Linked DNA regions of Mus musculus: region 1 is linked to region 2. A link is a loop called in an ENCODE intact Hi-C map of the cell type or tissue named here. Cell type or tissue: left cerebral cortex. All regions are shown on one strand. Each heading gives the region's core, and the rest is flanking DNA. Links, peaks and the distances in the headings are about the cores only. Region 1 has its middle 12 kb from the start of Ssbp2. Region 2 holds the start of Atg10 (autophagy related 10).

Evidence for each region. Peaks named below come from ENCODE experiments on the same cell type or tissue, not always from the same donor. Only the 100,000 strongest peaks of a DNase experiment are listed, where the experiment ranks them.
Region 1: it touches region 2 in a loop (2.2-fold over the local background); 17 of 42 quality-filtered maps call a loop at or near these places.

Annotation. Positions count from the first base shown.
Region 1 is chr13:91,445,035-91,453,724 of GRCm38, reverse strand. No RefSeq gene overlaps it. Among named protein-coding and RNA genes, the nearest start is that of Ssbp2, 12 kb to the left of the region's middle. In left cerebral cortex, for the core only: no CTCF peak of the experiment used is centred there; DNase peaks (open chromatin) are centred at 2,147, 4,583 and 6,722; H3K27ac peaks cover 442 bases.
Region 2 is chr13:91,218,780-91,227,469 of GRCm38, reverse strand. It overlaps Atg10 (autophagy related 10), which reads left to right and starts at 3,483. Exons shown (of 8, transcript NM_025770.3): 1 at 3,483-3,531. It also overlaps the pseudogene Gm17450. In left cerebral cortex, for the core only: no CTCF peak of the experiment used is centred there; a DNase peak (open chromatin) is centred at 3,409; H3K4me3 peaks cover 1,393 bases; H3K27ac peaks cover 1,531 bases.

The sequences.
Region 1 (8,690 bases), core at 312-8,311, 230 kb before region 2:
AGGAAGGTACCTGGTCTAGAGAGGAGTGTGGTCTCAAGCCCAGGCCTGAGCTCTTTCCCAACCATTCTTCTGGAAGCGTCACCTCCAGATTTCAACTCCCTCTTTTGATTCCCTTTGTATCCTGCATTCTTTTAAACTGGATCAACAGTGCTCAGGATGGTTTTGGCCACAGCCTTGGATCCTCTTAGGACATGTCAGCTCTGTTGTACAGTTGGGCTTTTTCTTCAAGGAAGTGTTTATCACTTCTAGCACAAGGAAATACATACCACGGTGTTACCTCAGAAACCCTGGTACATGCTAGAGAGCTTCCTTTACCGCAGGATGTGAGAAGGTTGGGGACTTTGACTGATCTCAGCTCAGCTTCCAGTCAGTATAAAGACCCAGACAACACTGAACATAGCCTTCACCCCTTCACCCTTTCCTGCGCCTGTCTGTTTTCCTCAGTTATTTTTCCTCTTCTTTCTTTTTTCCTTCTAACTGTTGGAAAATGGACAAAATGTGAAAGAAATAAGGAGCTTTAGTGGGAATATGCTACACTGGAAACCTCTATTTTTGTAAGCCAAAGTGGTTAGACTTCTAAAAGCACCCTATGGTTCAGCCATGTAAGAAATTCCATTCTTGTATCCCATACTACAGGTTCATGCGCTAACTCAAACATTTCAAAAAGTATGCCAGGTACCTTTCTACTTAATTCTCCTAGCAACTGTTTGTTTGTTCGTGTTTTTTTTTTTTTTAATTTGAGACAGTGTCTCACATAGCTTAGACTGGCCCCAGACTCAGTATGTAGCCAAGGATGACCTTGAAGTAATAATCCAGAAGTAGATGGCAATACCAAAAGGTATTGATTACAGGGATGCACATCACTCTTGCCACATTTATGCATAACTAAGTTCAAATAGCAGAGCTTCATGCATGCTAGGAAGGTACTCTACTGAGTGAGCTGCGTCCACCTGAATGCAGGCATTGTTTCTGTAATAGTCTTTCACACACTAGTAAATGACAAGATTGTGATTTGTTCCCAGGTTGCCTTATCATGATCTGTCAGGAATCTGTCACACAGACCATGACAACCACCCTTGTCTGTAACATTTAGTCCATTGTGTATCATAAGCTTCTGGAAGGGCAAGCATCTCTGAATTCAGGTTAGATTAAGCACATAAGAGCAGAATGCATAAGCTATTGCTTCAATATGGTGGGCTGGGGTGTATTGAGCTCCTGAAGTTAAGTCCTCTGATTGGGCAATAATCCTGAGTCAGTCTGCTACCTTTGAGCCTCGTCCTTAGGCAGGCTCCTCATTACTTCTCATTTTTACTACTTTGAAGGATACGCTATGGCTCGCTATAAGATACTAAGAGGAGAAATGCCAGGCAGGGGTGGCCCATGCCTTTAATCTCAGCACTTGGGAGGCATAGGCAGGCAGATTTCTGAGTTCAAGGCTAGACTGGTCTACAGAGTGAGTTCCAGGATAACCAGGGCTATACAGAGAAACTCTGTCTCCAAAAAAACAAGACAGAGAGAGAGACAGAGACAGAGACAGAGAGAGAGACAGAGACAGAGAGAGACAGAGAGACAGAGACAGAGAGAGACAGAGACAGAGAGACAGAGAGACAGAGACAGAGAATGAGGAGAAATGACAACTGTTTCTTTTTCCCTATTTAAAAGAGATACATTTCTTCCTTTACTAAATGAAACAGTAGACTCTCCTTTGTCTTTGCACTCATTATCTTGTTTGTTCCTCTTTCAGATAATATTTACATCTGCGTGTCTGTATGGCCCATGATACATAAAGCCTTAATATGGCAGTCTTCAGTTCACATTCCCCTTAGGAAGAGAGGAAGCTGGGTGTTTCTCTGTCCATTTAGTCATCCGACCATACATGACCTTCCTCTGGGGACTGGTAAATATAAAATCAAAGACCAGGTATCCTGGAGCTCTGTCAGCAGGCTGCAATCTTCCCTGTAGAACTTGTGTTGTTTAGCTATGTGCTTCTGTCTGGTTTTCCTTTCCTCTTGGCCTTTGTGTAACTCACAGTTACTTTTCCTCCTTCTCTTGCTTTATGGCTTCACTTCCTCCTTCTATTGTTATAGTTGTCTTTTTTCCTCTCATCACATTTCCTGTTGTCTCTCCAGCTCAGTGGGGCCCCATCCAACTCACACACTGTCTGGCCTCAGACTCATTTTGGTCTCAAGGGAGAACAGTCTTGGGCCAAATAATCCCAGTCCCCGGGAAGCCCACAGAAAGATCCTGGAGACTAAGTATCCCAAAGTTTTCCTCTTATTGATTTTGTCCTAGAGTGAATTCCAAGGATGCCTAATTAAGGAGAGAGAGAAAAAAATATTCATCCTAGTGTCCTTCTGGACCCAGACCATTCTGAACTCTGACAGCACTGACATCCATCAAATCAAACAATGAAATCAACTTTGGTTACTTAGCATAATAAACTTGTAATACTCTATTAGTGAGGGGATCAATGTCTCCTGTCTTGGAAATAAACATCAGAGCTTGGCCTCAACATTTAGGTAACGGCAGAGTCCATTATTTTGTGGCAACATTCGATTACATTGACATCAAGACAGATTTATTAAAATAATAAATAGTACATGATTTTCAGCCTTTCATTTCCAAACCTCACCACTGCCGTGGCCAAGGTGATTTGAAACCTGTCATCTATATCTTTTACTTATTATCGATGACCTCTGTTATTGCATTTTTGTTATCTGGCAGCTTATACGCCAAGCAATTTTTAAAATTAATTTGTAAGGTGGAAATTTTAAGTTACTTAGCAAGAACAATGCCAGTAATAAGGAGAAGGAGTACCAGAGAGTTAAGGGTTGGAGAGGTTTCCTGGCATCGTATGTGAGCAGGGATGACTTCAGATGTGCTTTTCAGAGTCCCAGTGTGGCTAACTGCAAAGGCTCGGTTCCTTCTTCCTCCTCCCAGGTTCCAGCCCCAGGGCCTTTGCCCTAACTGTTTCCTTTGCCTGGAATGTTTTTCCCTCTGCTTGTTCTCATTATTCAAGACTTCTGGAATGTTAATTCCAGAGATATATTCTCTGAGAGCCCCTGAAAGATGTCTAATACAACACCCTAAAATATGCTTAATCCCACATCTTCAGTCATCCCTTGATCTTTCTTCTTCTCTTTATAGTCACACACGGGAGATCTAGGACAGCATCTAGTACACAATAACAATAAGTATTAGCTGAATGATTCTAAACATCCTAGCCCCTTTTCATGTTCCCACTATTCATGCCAGCCCTCTACCCACTCTCATAGAACAGAGCTTTTTACATTCTTAGGAAGAAAAAAGAATGGACAAAAAAATCTCAGCGCCTGCTTAGATGGTAAAGTTTCTGAGTCCACTTTATTGCTCCAGTATCCAAACTGATTTAGCAGAATTTGGGTGAGCAGGACATACAAGAGAAAAACATTCCCTCTATTTTTCAGTCACAGATTTACCTGGCTTGGAGTTCCAAGGGACTCGGTGCTGCTGACAATAAGGAAACAAACGGCACATGTCAGCAGATTTTTTTTTAGTAATACGTTTCATCATGGCTCTCTTCTCCATACTGCTTATAGGCCCGTGAACTCTTCCCTCAGAGTTTATTCAGGCCAGCCTCCCGGTGCCTATAACCCCTGGCCCTGGCAGATTATACTTATGGATGCATTTCTACCTCCTCTCCTAGTGCATGAACTTGCAAATTACCTATGTGATCCCAGACGTCACGGTGTCCCTACAGCTGGATGCACACACCATGGAGAAGACAAGTCCGGTCTCCAAGCCCCACAATTCCTACTTCAATTTGTCCTTTGCTTTGGGGAATGCTCTTTGCTAATGTGTCTGGAATTCAACTGTAGCTCCATTTGCTGAACCTCCTCAACGTGGCTTTGGATACGCTTGCTCCATCAGTTCCCAGCTCTGTGCTCTTATGCAAGTCTCTAAACCTCTCTGTGCCTCAGTTTCACCAACTGCAAACCAAGACAATCTTACTCAATATGTATTAAGGTTGTTCTGAGAGTCATGCGGGAATCACTTATACTGGGTTTGGCCCAGAGCTTGGTACATTCTGACTGTTGAAAAAATAGCTGTAACTATTCCTTCCTCTGTAGATCTGGTCATAGCCTATTGGGTCTGTAACCACACACAACCAGATTGGTTCACTTGTCCAGGCTGCACTGCTATGAACTCAAGCTCCTTTGGAATCATTCCATTCTCATCTCTTGCAACCTGTAATGCAATGTGTGTGTGTGTGTGTATGTGTGTGTGTGTGTGTGTGTGTGTGTGTGTGTGTGTGTGAGAGAGAGAGAGAGGGGGGGGTGCCTTTTACTTAACTGAGTTTTCATGACATCTCAGCCCAGTGAAACAGAAGAGCAGGATGATATTTGTCAGCATCACCCAAGATGTCGATTCTGTGTCTACTCGTGAGCTCTTTTTAAAAATGCAGCCAATGGTGAATACAACACCAAATTCAACAGCTTTTATTCCCCTGGTAGCAGTTGTTCACTGTAGTGACATCGTTTTGAATTTCACAGGCTTGTGGATGACAGTGGGAATTGTGATGTCATCTAGTCACATTTGCAGAGAGGGAGTTGCCAAAATGTCTGGTCTGGATTCCAGCGAAGAAATTCTTTCTTATCTTTGGCTAGACATAGTTCCCTCTCTGAATCAGCTACAGCAGTGGGGGAACATCAGTGCACGAAGCCTACTGGTCCTCCTCCTCATAATAAGCTGACATATACTCTGAGACAGTCATCAAGTAATCCTCTCCTCCCAAAAGAACAATCAAAATATTTATTTGCATAGCTAATATCACAACAGCATAGGCAGCCAGGCAAAGTTGCTCTCCTGTGAATAACATTAGCTTGTAGTTCATGGCTTAGGTGACTGCTCTGGAGTAGAATAAAACCGTATCTCCAGACTTCTGGTCAATTAACATTCAGCTTTTTTTTTAAGTTAGCCTGCTAATTAGAACACTCACCAAATATGCATTTAATACCTGTACTGTGTAGCATTGTGCTATATGGTATTTTGCTAAACAGTAGAAAGGATTCAAAGAAATAGTCACTCCTGTAAAGAAATTTAGAGAAAGGTACAAATCTGTACTGCGTACCCATCATGACTGGGCACTAAAATAAATGTGGAAGGTACACACATAAGCTTTTTTCTTTGTGGAACTCAGTCTATAAAGAACTACAGTTTACATTCGGTAGAATCATGGAAGTACTGTGGGCAACATTAGTGACACTGTGTACTCTAGGACATGAAGGAATACTTTTTTTTTTTAATTTTTTACTTGAATGGAGCCTTAAAGGAAAAATAATACTGATCTGACATTAAATGAGTGGGGGGAAAGTTTCAAGCAAAGAAGAAGTGACTGCAAAAGCAAGAGAGACCATGTACATTCAAAATTGCACCAGAAGTGGGGTGATTGAGAGCTAGACCTGGAGATAAAACCAGAGGGTCAAGAAACAGCTTCAGGAAAAACTAGCAACAAGGACCATGGAACTGGCTTTTCAATCCCCAAAGAGTTGTGAAGGTGGCAACAGTAGATTTTAAGCAGGAATGTCCTGACTAGGTTTAAAGTTAAAAAAAAATTAGTTTGAAAACTACGTGAAAAAGCCATAGAAGGGAGAACACAAAAGGAAAAGTAGTCAGAGATCCGTTTGCACACTGGTGAGGGAGCAACCTGGTAAGAGGAGTGAGAAATGAGAAAATGAAGAATACTACTCTACAGGAGAGGAGCTGTAAATGGCAAAGATTAGTCAACCAACCTCTTTCCTTTAATTACACCTAAATGTTTTTATTCATTGTTTATTGGTGTGTGTGTGTCCATGTTCATGCACTCATGTGCATCTGTGTGCTTTACCACATAACACACACATAAAAGTCTTAAGATGAGTTTTCAGGATTGGGCTCTTGTTATAGTCCATCCTGTGGGTCTTTGGGACAGAGCTCCCAGGCTGTCTGACTTAGTGGCAAGCACCTTTACCCACAGAGTCATCCCATTTGCCCCTATTCAATCAACCTCGTTCTCAAAGATTAATCACCAGTAGATTTTTTTCACAATCAATGAGTTTGGTTTGGTTGAGTATATGCATTATTTAGCTGTTAATTATTTTATGTGAAAGAACCAAGTGTAGCTTACAGAATCCATCCTATTAACAATCCAAAACAAGGAAATCAACATTTTACTCTTTAAACTTTTAACTGCAAAGAGCTTTCTGCAACTCTTCCCTGAAACAAACACCAGAAAAATGAAAACAAATCAAAAATTGACACAGGAACCAAACAAGAAGGACTTTTATTTGGGGAAAAAAAATAAATTCAAGACAAGACAATTAGTCTTTCAAAGTTCTGACTTAGCTCTTTCAGAACTTGATTGGAAAAGCTTCCAGTTCCTATGTTACTTACCTCTGATTTGAGTAAAGTTCTCTGAATGCATTGTGTGGAGTTTAGGGTGCAGATGTCCCTGAGAGATCTTCCTTGGAACAGGAAGGTCAAGGAAGCAGAACTGGACAGAGAAGGAAAATGGAGTATAGACCGGACAGAGACTAAGCCAACCTGCCAGGTATCTCTAAAGCCTGTAGCATCCACTGAGAGTCCTGATCTTGGCACAAGAGCCTGCTTACCCAGACTCACCTATCAGATGTAAGATGTGCAGGGCCAAGTGTGATCTGTACAGCCGTGATGCTTGGCAGCTGAGGCAGCCCCTGGCATGCTGTTACTCCCCAGCACCTTAGCAGGCTCCTTGAAAGGGGGTCTCTGTCTCCCACATCCGCACACCCCTGCTTTGATGGATCTCAAAGATAGAATCAGGCTGTATTCCTGGCCTTGGTAGAACTAAATCTAGATTGTTCTAGCCAGATGGCTTTATCTCCTATACTTAGAAGTGCTATTTTAGAACTGTAGAAACATAAAAATCATGTTGAGAAATGAAATCAAAATCAAGTTTTAAATAATTTACTACTAATAAGATTCTAGTGGACATTAAAAGAGGAAAACAAAGAAATTAACATTGGTCTGAGGATATTGTTCTCTTACATTTCTATATAATAGAAAAGGCAGAATCAACACTAAATGCAAAGCAGTTCTGAAGCTAGAAGGAATGTTATAATGGGATTCAGAAAATTTCTAAGCTATAGAAAAAAATAGTGGCTTCTTCATCAATCACGGGCTCTACTGAGAGACCATTACCAATTCTTTAATTTTTTTTTGAAATCACTAATAACTGAACTATATTCATAACATCGTGTTATCGTATCAAAATTACTGTACAACATAATGAAATGGGAAATAACTTTCAAAAACTACTAGGACAAAGAAAGAGTGCCCCATTCCAGTTTAGAATTTCAGTCTAGTGCAGCATCCTAACAGAGCTAGGCGGAGGCACTGAAGACCTTGACATGTGATTCCTGTAACTGCTACTACATACTGACCTCATGGATTCCTCAACCCTCCAACTGTCTGCGTCGTTCAAACTCATTGATTTAGACTCCATAAATTTGTAATGCAATGATAATAGAGTTGTGGTGTGCCCTTCAGCTGAGATAACACTTGAGAGTGATTTCTCTTTGAAAATGGCAGTCTGTCCTACAAAGAAAGAGCTTATTAATCTACAACCATATCTTCAGATTCAAGGTCCAGAAGTTATTTCAACAGTATCAAGGGTGGTCACAATTCATTACTGTAGGTTAGTAATGACTTACATATTTTTCCATTAACATATTTTTAAGTGATTGATATATTTCAAGTTATGGCAGAAAATAATAAAACAGGGATTACTTTAAGAACATCTTAGTTACTGTTTTTTTGTGTGCATGTCTGTAATCGGGTGTGCAGGTCAGAGGTTAACATTGGGTGTCTTCTTCTATGGCTCTCCACTTCATTTTCAAAGACAAAGTCTCTCCCTAAATCTGGATCTTACCAATTTGGCTAGACTAGCTGGCCAGTGAGCTTAAGGATCTCTTCAAACCGCCCTAGTACACCCAACAAAACCTGGATTTTTCAGTGCTGGGATCCAAACTCACGTCCTTGTGATTGGGTGGCCAGTACTTTATTGACTGAGCTATCTCCCTGGCATATTACTTACCATTCTGAATGGTCATCTTCTTCTTCTCTTCCTCTTCCTCCTCCCCTTCCTCCTCCTCTTTTTCCATACTGGAAAGTTTACCTGGAAGAAAGAGAGTGGAGAAAAAGAGGGCCCATTTTAATGTCTAAACTAAACACAAATCTGTATGTGCCCCCAAATATCTTGAAGGTGTGTGTGCTAGGTATCGTCCCACAGACATTTTGGTCATTTTGTTCTTCGAGTTCACCAATCACAAGCTATCACAATCACTTGTTTATGGAAAATAATGTAATTAAAAAAAAATCACATCTCAAGAACTTACAAAAAAATCTCAACAAAACAAGTTAAATGCCATGATTTTCAGAGTGTGTATGCTCAAGAACAACTGTGTTAAATGCCTATGAGGTTTTTAATTGTAACGAACATCTTAGTGTTGGCCTGTACATATCACAGTTGCAAGAAGAAGACAGTCACCTTGGCCCTCTTCTTACAGCACCAAGATTGCTGCTTACACTGGACCACATGCTGGACACTGGAACTGTCACCTCTATTGTCCCTCACAGTCTGAAACCTCCAATGCCACCTTTGCCAGAAAATAGGTCCAGTGAGACACCACTTCCTC
Region 2 (8,690 bases), core at 303-8,302:
GTGCTGGGATTAAAGGCATGCGCCACCACGCCCAGCTACTACCAAGATTTTCATAATTATCACTACAAATGCAAGTATGGCTTCTATAAATCTTTTAACTACTAGAGTGAGCCTTTCAAAACATCGAGTTCCTCCAGGATGAACGACAACTCAGTTCTAAACTATCTTCAAGTGCTTGAAAGAGAAAAATGTCCCTTGAAATAGAACATAGGCAGCATTTACTAGATAGTCTGATCATTATTTAAGTTGTTCAAATAGGGTTTGGTATACAAGATGATTTTCCTAGTACAAACTAGACCCTCAAAAATGAGATCCTCGAGCCAAATGTTTTGGGGACTGAGGCAGGAGGATTGCTCACATGTGTTTGTCCATGGTAAGCTGGCTATTTAGTGAATTCCAAGTCAGCCTGGGCCCAAAAATATATCCAATAACAGAAGACAGTAACTGTAGTCTCCCCTCCCCCAGCCTGAAACCTGCTTGCTCAGGGGTGGAGCTTCCCACTCAATCGTTCTGCCACGCCCACTGCTGGAACCTGCCGCTTTGCTGTTTGGAGCCATACACGTGGTCACCCTGCTACTGGACTCCAAGATTAATTGGCGGGAATCGGCCCCCTTCCCCTGCTTCATAACTGCGTGCAGAACAGTAAAATTGAGCTTTGATCAGAATGCCTGTCTTAGCTGCATTTCTTTTTCTCATCGCCTAGCCCCTCTTCTCTTCCAGGTTTCCAAAATGCCTTTCCAGGCTAGAACCCAGGCTGTGATCTGCCGGCCGGACACAAGAAGTAAGGACAACAGTAAGAAGTTCAAACCCACAAATGTCAGTCCTGTGGCTAATTCTGTAGGTTACAACAAAGAACATGGTCCTCGCTGTGTAGACTAGACTGGATTCCCACTCGCAGCAGCATGGGTTGCTGTCTGAATGCTATGATGAGCAGGTAGCAGCTGCCACACCTGGTTTGCAGGATCATTTTCTTAGTTAAAGACTTAATTTCTTTGTAGAAAAAAAGTGGCTTACAGTGAATTGAACAGTTAGCACAGAATTTTCTCATTCCACATATAGAAAGAATTTCACCCAAACGATGTACCAATTTTTGTATATCAATATTCACATGGTCCATAATTGACCTGTGGATTTGTTTTCAGTGGTGTTCAGTTTTGTTTTTTTAAATTTTTACTTATTTATTATTATTATTATTATTATTATTATTATTATTATTATTATTATTATTTTGAGACAGGGTTTCTCTGTGTAGCCCTGGCTGCCCTGGAACTCACTCTGTAGACCAGGCTGGTCTCGAACTCAGAAATTAGCCTGCCTCTGCCTCCCAAGTGCTGGGATTAAAGGCGTGCGCCACCACTGCCCGGCTATGGGTTTTGTTAGACATATAGCATCATGCAGCCACACAATCGAGCATCAATGTACAGGCTCGCTACCGGAGCATGCTTCCTATACAGTGTGTTTTCATGTCTCCTCTCGACTGCCCTGGCAAACTGGAAATCAGCCGTCTCTCCTCTCTAGGCTTGCTTGCTTTATTCTGTTATGCATTTGGCTGTGCACTGAGCATATGCAGCTTCAAGATCACACTCTTTCCATTTTCTTTCTCTCTCCTCTTCCTCCTTGTCCACACTCCTCTGTTTCTGTGGGTGGAACTCAGGGCCTCAGACAGGCCAGTCAAGTGTTTTACCTGTTAGGTAAAATACTATCAGTATTTTGGGGGCTGAGGCAGAATATTCAAATATGACGGGTAAGCAGTCGTAGTCGCTAGTTCATTTGAGCTTTCCTCCTCTTATTTTGTGATTGCTTCATTGTTTTATTCAATGACTACTCATTTGGAGTCTTATATGAATCTAAGGATGCTAGAAACCACGCCCTCAGGAACTTTACCATGCTGTGTGCAAACACCGACTAGAACCGTGGTACAGGGAAATGCACTGAGGTGACGTGACTTACATCCTATTTTTTTGTCTACCATAGGTGAATCATGTCATTTGAAACTGGCTCTGGTATAGAATGCCGGGCTTAAGCTAATGTGGTATAATTTGTGGTACGTATTCTAAAATTTTGAGTACAATAGTATGGTAAATTAATGATTCTTATTTTTACATGGGCAGGTTTTTTTTTTTTTTGGTAATTTTTACTTTATTTTTAGAAAATAATAAAGCAGACTTGGCTGCTCTAGAATTTCCTCTATAGCCCAGATTGGCCTTGAATTCCTCTTGCCACCACCCCCTATTACTTCACTGAGTGCTGGGGTTATAAGCATGAGCTGCCATACCCTACAAATAACTTCTTATCCTTCAAAACAAACTAACACGTCAAATAGAAGCAGGTTAAGATGTTCCAAGCTTTAATCCTAACACTTAGATGTAGAAGTATTTACAGTTCCAGGCTAGCCTAGGCTACAGATTCCTTCTAATTAAAAAATAAATTAAATTAGGTGCTACCAATTAATTAATAGTTGCTCAAAAAAGTTAAAGTTCATTTTTACAAAACTGTTTTAAAACTATTTTGTGTGTGGCAAAATGTCACTTTTTTTGGTTTTTGTTTTGACAAACAAAATAGTGGTTTAATCATCAATAAAACCAACAATCAGAAACTACCATCCTTCTACCATCCTTCTAACTTCTAAGCCCCTTTTAAAGTTAGCCCCTTCCCCATCTTTTGCCAGTGGTCACTACAGATCTATGTTCTGTCCAATTATAAAACAAACTCAGAACACATACACACACACACTGTTAACCTTTTATTTCGAAACAATATGGACTTACAGGAAATTGCAAAACCATTACCTAGAGTCCCAGGAATTTATTAGCTACTTAACATGGTAATCTTACACTACTTGCTCAAGACCAAAATTTCCCTTTTCACATTTGAAGACAGCAGTTTCATTTTGCCTGTTTCTTTTCTAAGAAATACTGTACTGTTTAAAGGACCAGACATGCTTTTCCTGAGATATTCTATCGGTCCCCATAACCCCTAAGACTCCTACATCTTCTGGTATTTTCCTTGGCCCTACCATTGCCTCTTGGTTTCATTTTACTGATTGGTATTTTCTGATTTTTGTGCTGCAAATGATACAGTTACTAGCATTCGAATTCCTAACTTCTCGCCCCAGCCTTAAATGGGTGGCAGTGACCACCTCATTTAGCTGGTACTGCTCTCTAGGCTCTTGGGGATGCTCGCGGCCCTCATCCTGGCTCGCACTCTACTTGTCACGAGTCCCCTGTTTATAGCCAGGCGTCTAGAATGACTGCGTGTGGGGAAGGGAGTGCAGATACCCTGGCTCGGGGTTGCCCCTGCCTGGCCGAGAGCACCAAGCGGGTTAGGCTCCGGGAAAGTGAAGGCTGCTGGCGCCCGGGTTGCAGGAAGGTCTCGCCCGGACGTCACCGTGCAGCCCCACTGCGCATGCTCACCGCAGCGCGGGCAGAGCTCCTCCGCTGCCGTGTCGCTCCTGCGGTCCCGGCCCCGCCCCGTCCCTCCCCGCTCCGCCCCGTGCGCGCCGCCGGCTCCAGGTCAGGGCGAGCGAGCGGGGTGAGTACACCTAACCTCGGCGACCTAACCACGGCGGTACCTCCGCCGCTGCCTGCAGCCCTCGCCCGCCTCCTGGGACCTGAGAAGGGTGGAGGATCGGCCAGCCAGTAACAGGCCTGGGAGGTGGGCGCGGGCCGCCCAGGCGACCTTTCCACCTTGTGCTAGGAATGTGCTCACGTGACCTTGAAACAAAGGAAGTTAAGTGACTGGCAGGCTTTTCAGATTTGCAGCCAACACAACCTCCTCCCCCCATAATCTATAAAACCGGGAAGGTGGGGGAGGGGGGCGGAGATAAAGGACTAGTTAACTGATTTATAGAAGCCATACTTGCATCTATAGTGATAATTATGAAAATCTTGGTAGTAAAGCCCAGGGTTTCAGAATCAAAATGGAGCCCCATTTTCTGCAGTTACATGTTTTCGGCAAGATGTAAATTGTTTCCAACTGTAAGGAAAAAACAAAACAAAACAAAACAAACCAACCAGAACAGTCTTGGGTTTGTTTTTGAGAGAGATTTGTACTATGTAGCCCACGCTGGCCTGGAACTCTAAACAACCCTGCCTCTGTCACACAAGTGTTGGGATTCCTAGTGGGCACTCTCATGCCTGTTTTACCTATCTTGAGCCTCTTGCCTCAGCCTCTCCTCAGAGAAGCTGAGTTTATAGACCCCCATCTCAGGTTACAGGGGCCATCAGCTTCCCTCCAGTGCTTGTGTTCATGTTTTAAGTTCTCTTTGACAATTGGCTTCCTCTTTCTAAGTGCAATAGTTCTTTTCCAAAGGCTTACTTTGGGTCATTATAATGTGACAGTGGCCCCCACTGTGGTGATGAAAGTGAACATTTATGATGGTTAGGGTTGGAGAACACAGACCCTGTGCAGGACTCAAGTCTATTTTAGGATTCCAGGTACCATTGCTCCTCATTGCTTCCAAAGTGTCCGATATTGACAGGAAAAAATGACACAGAATGAAAAACTTAGCAGAAAAAAAAAAATTCAGAGCAACAAGGGAGTTAAAAGTCTCACAGAGCAGTTTTAAAGACGTCATGCCTGAGCTTGATGGCCTATCCCTCTCACCCAAGTGTGGGGCAATGGGCTATACACACCCCAGCCTGGCATAGCTAGAGGCAGAGCTACCTCCATTTTGAGGCTAGCCTGCACTATGCATGGCTAGATCCTGTCTCAATGAGCAAAAAAAAAAAAAAAAAAAACCCAGAAAGTTGTTATTTATATTTTAATGGAAGAAACTAGAGTAAATAGTTCTAAGCTGGATTCATTTGAATATGGAATATTTCAAGATTAGGGTGTAGATCTTACTATACAAAGTGGGGATATCTAAGACAGTGCTTTAAAAATTATATCTTTCCCTGTCTAGATTTTCTAGATTAGGCTAGCCTTGAGCTTCCTGGACAGCTAGGGCTGACCTTAAGCTGATCCTGTCTCCACTTCCCAAGTTCTGTGTGTATTAAACACAATGCCCAGTTTATGTGATGCTGGGAATTGAACTCAGGCCTTTGTGCAGGCTAGGCAACCATGCTGCCAACTGTACCACACTACCCCCACAGTTTTATATTTTAGACAGGGTCTTACTGAGTCCAGTCTAGTCTAGAACTCACCATCATGTTGCCTCTAGAGCATAAACATCTACTACCATGCCCAGAACAAATTATATCTTGATAGCACTTTTTAACGTTCAATAAATTTCTTAGAAACATAAGCATCCCTTTAGGAAAAACAGTAAAGCTTACATAAGTAGAGAGTTTCAGAGTGAGGATGATTTAAATATTATCTTGAGGCCTTAAGATGTGCTTTGGACCTCGGAGGTTATGTTTGAATCACAAGTATAATCAACATCCAAAAGAAAGAGCTATAGAGATTACCTGGTGATGGTACGTTGACAACAGGCTATAAAAACAATTGGAAAGTAGGATAAGAGGATATTGTGCTCTTCTTGACCTTTTACTACACTGGGTCACTGGTCTGTAGTGCCAAGGGGGCATGGCTACTTCAAGCTTGCCCTTGAAGTTAGGGTGACTTCATATCACCGAGCACTATCTTTCCAAGAAGAGCTTTCATCTGCCTCTTGGTGCTCTGGAACCCACCACGGTTTGCTACTGCTTACTGTTTTAAGTGGACTCTCTTGAGTGTGAAGGCTCCTTGTAACCTGCTTACTTCCTGTTCCCCAGAGTTTATTGTAGTCCTCAATCCACTCTGAGTCGTTTCAACCTATTTCCAGGTTCCTGATTGCTCTGTCTACATCTTTTTCAGTGCTATAAAGCTCTTTTCAGTCATAGTTCCTGGACTAGTTGGAATCTTACTTCCTCCAGAGCATAGGCTGTGGGTCTTGGCTGTTCTTGGCTGTTACTGCCTTTAACTGCTATAGCCAGCTGCTTTTCCTGTATCTCAGCTTTCTCATCTATAGAGAAAATTATAGTAACACTCTAAAAGATGCTATGTGGATTTTAGTTACCATGGTTTTTTACATAGGAAAGGCTAAATAATGCTATTTTTAATTATTACATCAATAACCCATATTAATTCTTCAAACAGTGATTGTATAGTTTATCATTGATTTTATTGTATTTTATTTGTGTTCTTTCAGCTTGGAAGTCTTCATATAAAGTTGATTACCCACTGTGGAAAGCAAAGCCATGATTTATTCTTATTTATACCTTTTCTTTTAAAAGTCTCAAATCTCTCAGGATGATATTGAGGGCTCACTATTTTTTCTTCCTATCTTGTTATCAGGTTTCTTTTATATTAGCCATTTTATCTGTGCTGCTTATAATTTTAAATTCATGTCCTGTCTGTCCCAAAAGTATTTGAGCTGACTTATAACCCATAAATGATATAAAAACAAAGATAAATCCTGGTCATGAAGATATGAAGCTTGAGTAAAAAGATATTAGGACGAGTGACACAGAAATACATCCTGTATGGGGCTGCACATTTTTTTTCTACTTTTTTTTTAAGCTTACACAAAGCAATCTATTAACAGAAAATAATTTGAGAAGTCTTGTTCACAGACGGCCACCACAATGACCCCCTCCCCCTTCCTTCGAGTGCTGTCAAGGGGATGGGGGTGATATCCTCAATCCACCAAATCTTCATCTCAGAACGAGCAAGAGCTCTGAGGGCTGACTGGTCCAGGGGTCTTGGTCCTGTTTCCTCCTGTGGCCCAGAGTTTGATGTGCAGGACAGTGATGCCCAGCTCCTTGCACCTCTGGGCCACATCCTGGGCAGCCAACATGGCTGCATACGGAGAGGACTCATCTCGGTCAGCCATCACCTTCATTCTGCCAGTCACTCCGCAGATGGTTTGCTTGCCACAAAGATCCGTGACATGGTCCAGGGTGTCATCGAAGGATGCAAAGATGTGGCAGGCAACAAATACATTCCCTCCTTCAGCCACCTGAGGTCCAAGGCTGATGACCTGTTCTTCCTTCTTTTGTTTCCCCTTGTGAGGTGCCATTTCTGAACGTGCTCCCCAGACTCCTCCACCAGAACTTTTTTCTACTTCCATACAGTCACAGAGGCAGTCACAGATGGAGTTCTGAGCTTCATGATGGTCAAAGGAAAGATGGAAACATGCCACATACTCTGCACAAACACAGCTTACTGTGTTAAAAATAATTGGGAATTGTTGCCTGAGAGGTCATTACTGTGAGCTCTCACATCAGCAAACAAAAACTCAACTCAGTGAAAACTGTCAAGTTCAAGGAAAATAAAACTTAAGCTCTCCCTAGCAGCCGACCTGTAGCTGACGAGTTTCCACTGGAATCATCCAAATAAGCCTGCCGCTTCCCTTAAAGTTTTCAGATGCCTCCTTACCTTGTTTTGTGTTCCTGTCTGGACAAGCCTTTGCCTTGTTCCTCTATGGTAGAGCCCCCGACTGCTTGCATTCTGAAACTGCCCAATTCTTGAATCACTTAGCTACTCGGCTTCTGAAAGGATCAGTGTACCTTGGCTTATCTTTTAGCACTTAGACATGAGCATGGAGTGCATGGAGGGCCGGTTATGGCTGGTTATGGCTGGTTATGGCTATAGGTATCAGAGAGAACTCAGACGCTGTCATTCTCCTCATCTTGTTGACCTGTAACTGACTAACACTATGTATAGGAGGCTCTACTGCATCGTGATGGTGATGATGGTGGTGGTGGTGATTTTGAGACAGTGTCATGTAGCACACTGTTTGTGCAGAACTGCTACTCATTTTTTAGCTGAGGTTAGTCTTTAATTCTTCATTCTCCCGACTCAGGTCAGTTTTGCCATATCTTTCAGCTTCTATTACTGCTATGTTTGTGTATGTGTGTGGTTTTTTTTGGGGTGGGGTGTTATAGGAATTGACCCCAGGCCCTTTTATTCCTGAACACACCCCCAGCTCTCAATTAGTATTACATTTAAGAAAATATATATTTTGTGTATACATGTTTTTTTGTGAGTTGCTGCCATGTGTGGATGTGTGTCCATGGAGGTTAGAATAGGGTGGAGTTCCCTGAGGCTGTAGTTAGACCTGTGAGCTGACCTATGTGAACATGGGGACCTGATCTCTGGTCCTCTGCAAGAGCAGCAAGTACTATTAACTGCTGAGCTGCCTCTTCAGCTCCTCTGTTGGTAATGTTACAGAGAGTTCTACACTGTAGGATGCTTTGTTAGGCCTCGTCCTTTAGCAGTAAATGGCAATAGCAGACTATGACCGTCCTTTTTGATGACCCAGTATGATTCTGCTTATTTCATTTACCTTACACAGCAGTCCCTAAACACGAGCCAGTAGGTTCTGCTTAATCTATACTCTTTCCCTTGGTCCCATTTACATATGCATGCATGCATGCATGTATGTATGCATGTATGTATTTGTATGTACCTTGTACTTTTTATACTGTCTTTGTAAGTGCTCTGCCTGATTTTTGGAATGACTTTGTTTCCACCTGGTGGGTCATGTTCAAATTTCAGATTTTAGTTCTTGAATTTTTTTTTTTTTCTTTTTGGTTTTTCGAGACAGGGTTTCTCTGTGTAGCCCTGGCTGTCCTGGAACTCACTTTGTAGACCAGGCTGGCCTTGAACTCAGAAATCCGCCTGCCTCTGCCTCCCAAGTGCTGGAATTAAAGACGTGCGCCACCACCGCCCGGCTCTTGAAGAATTAAATTCATGTTTTAAAAACT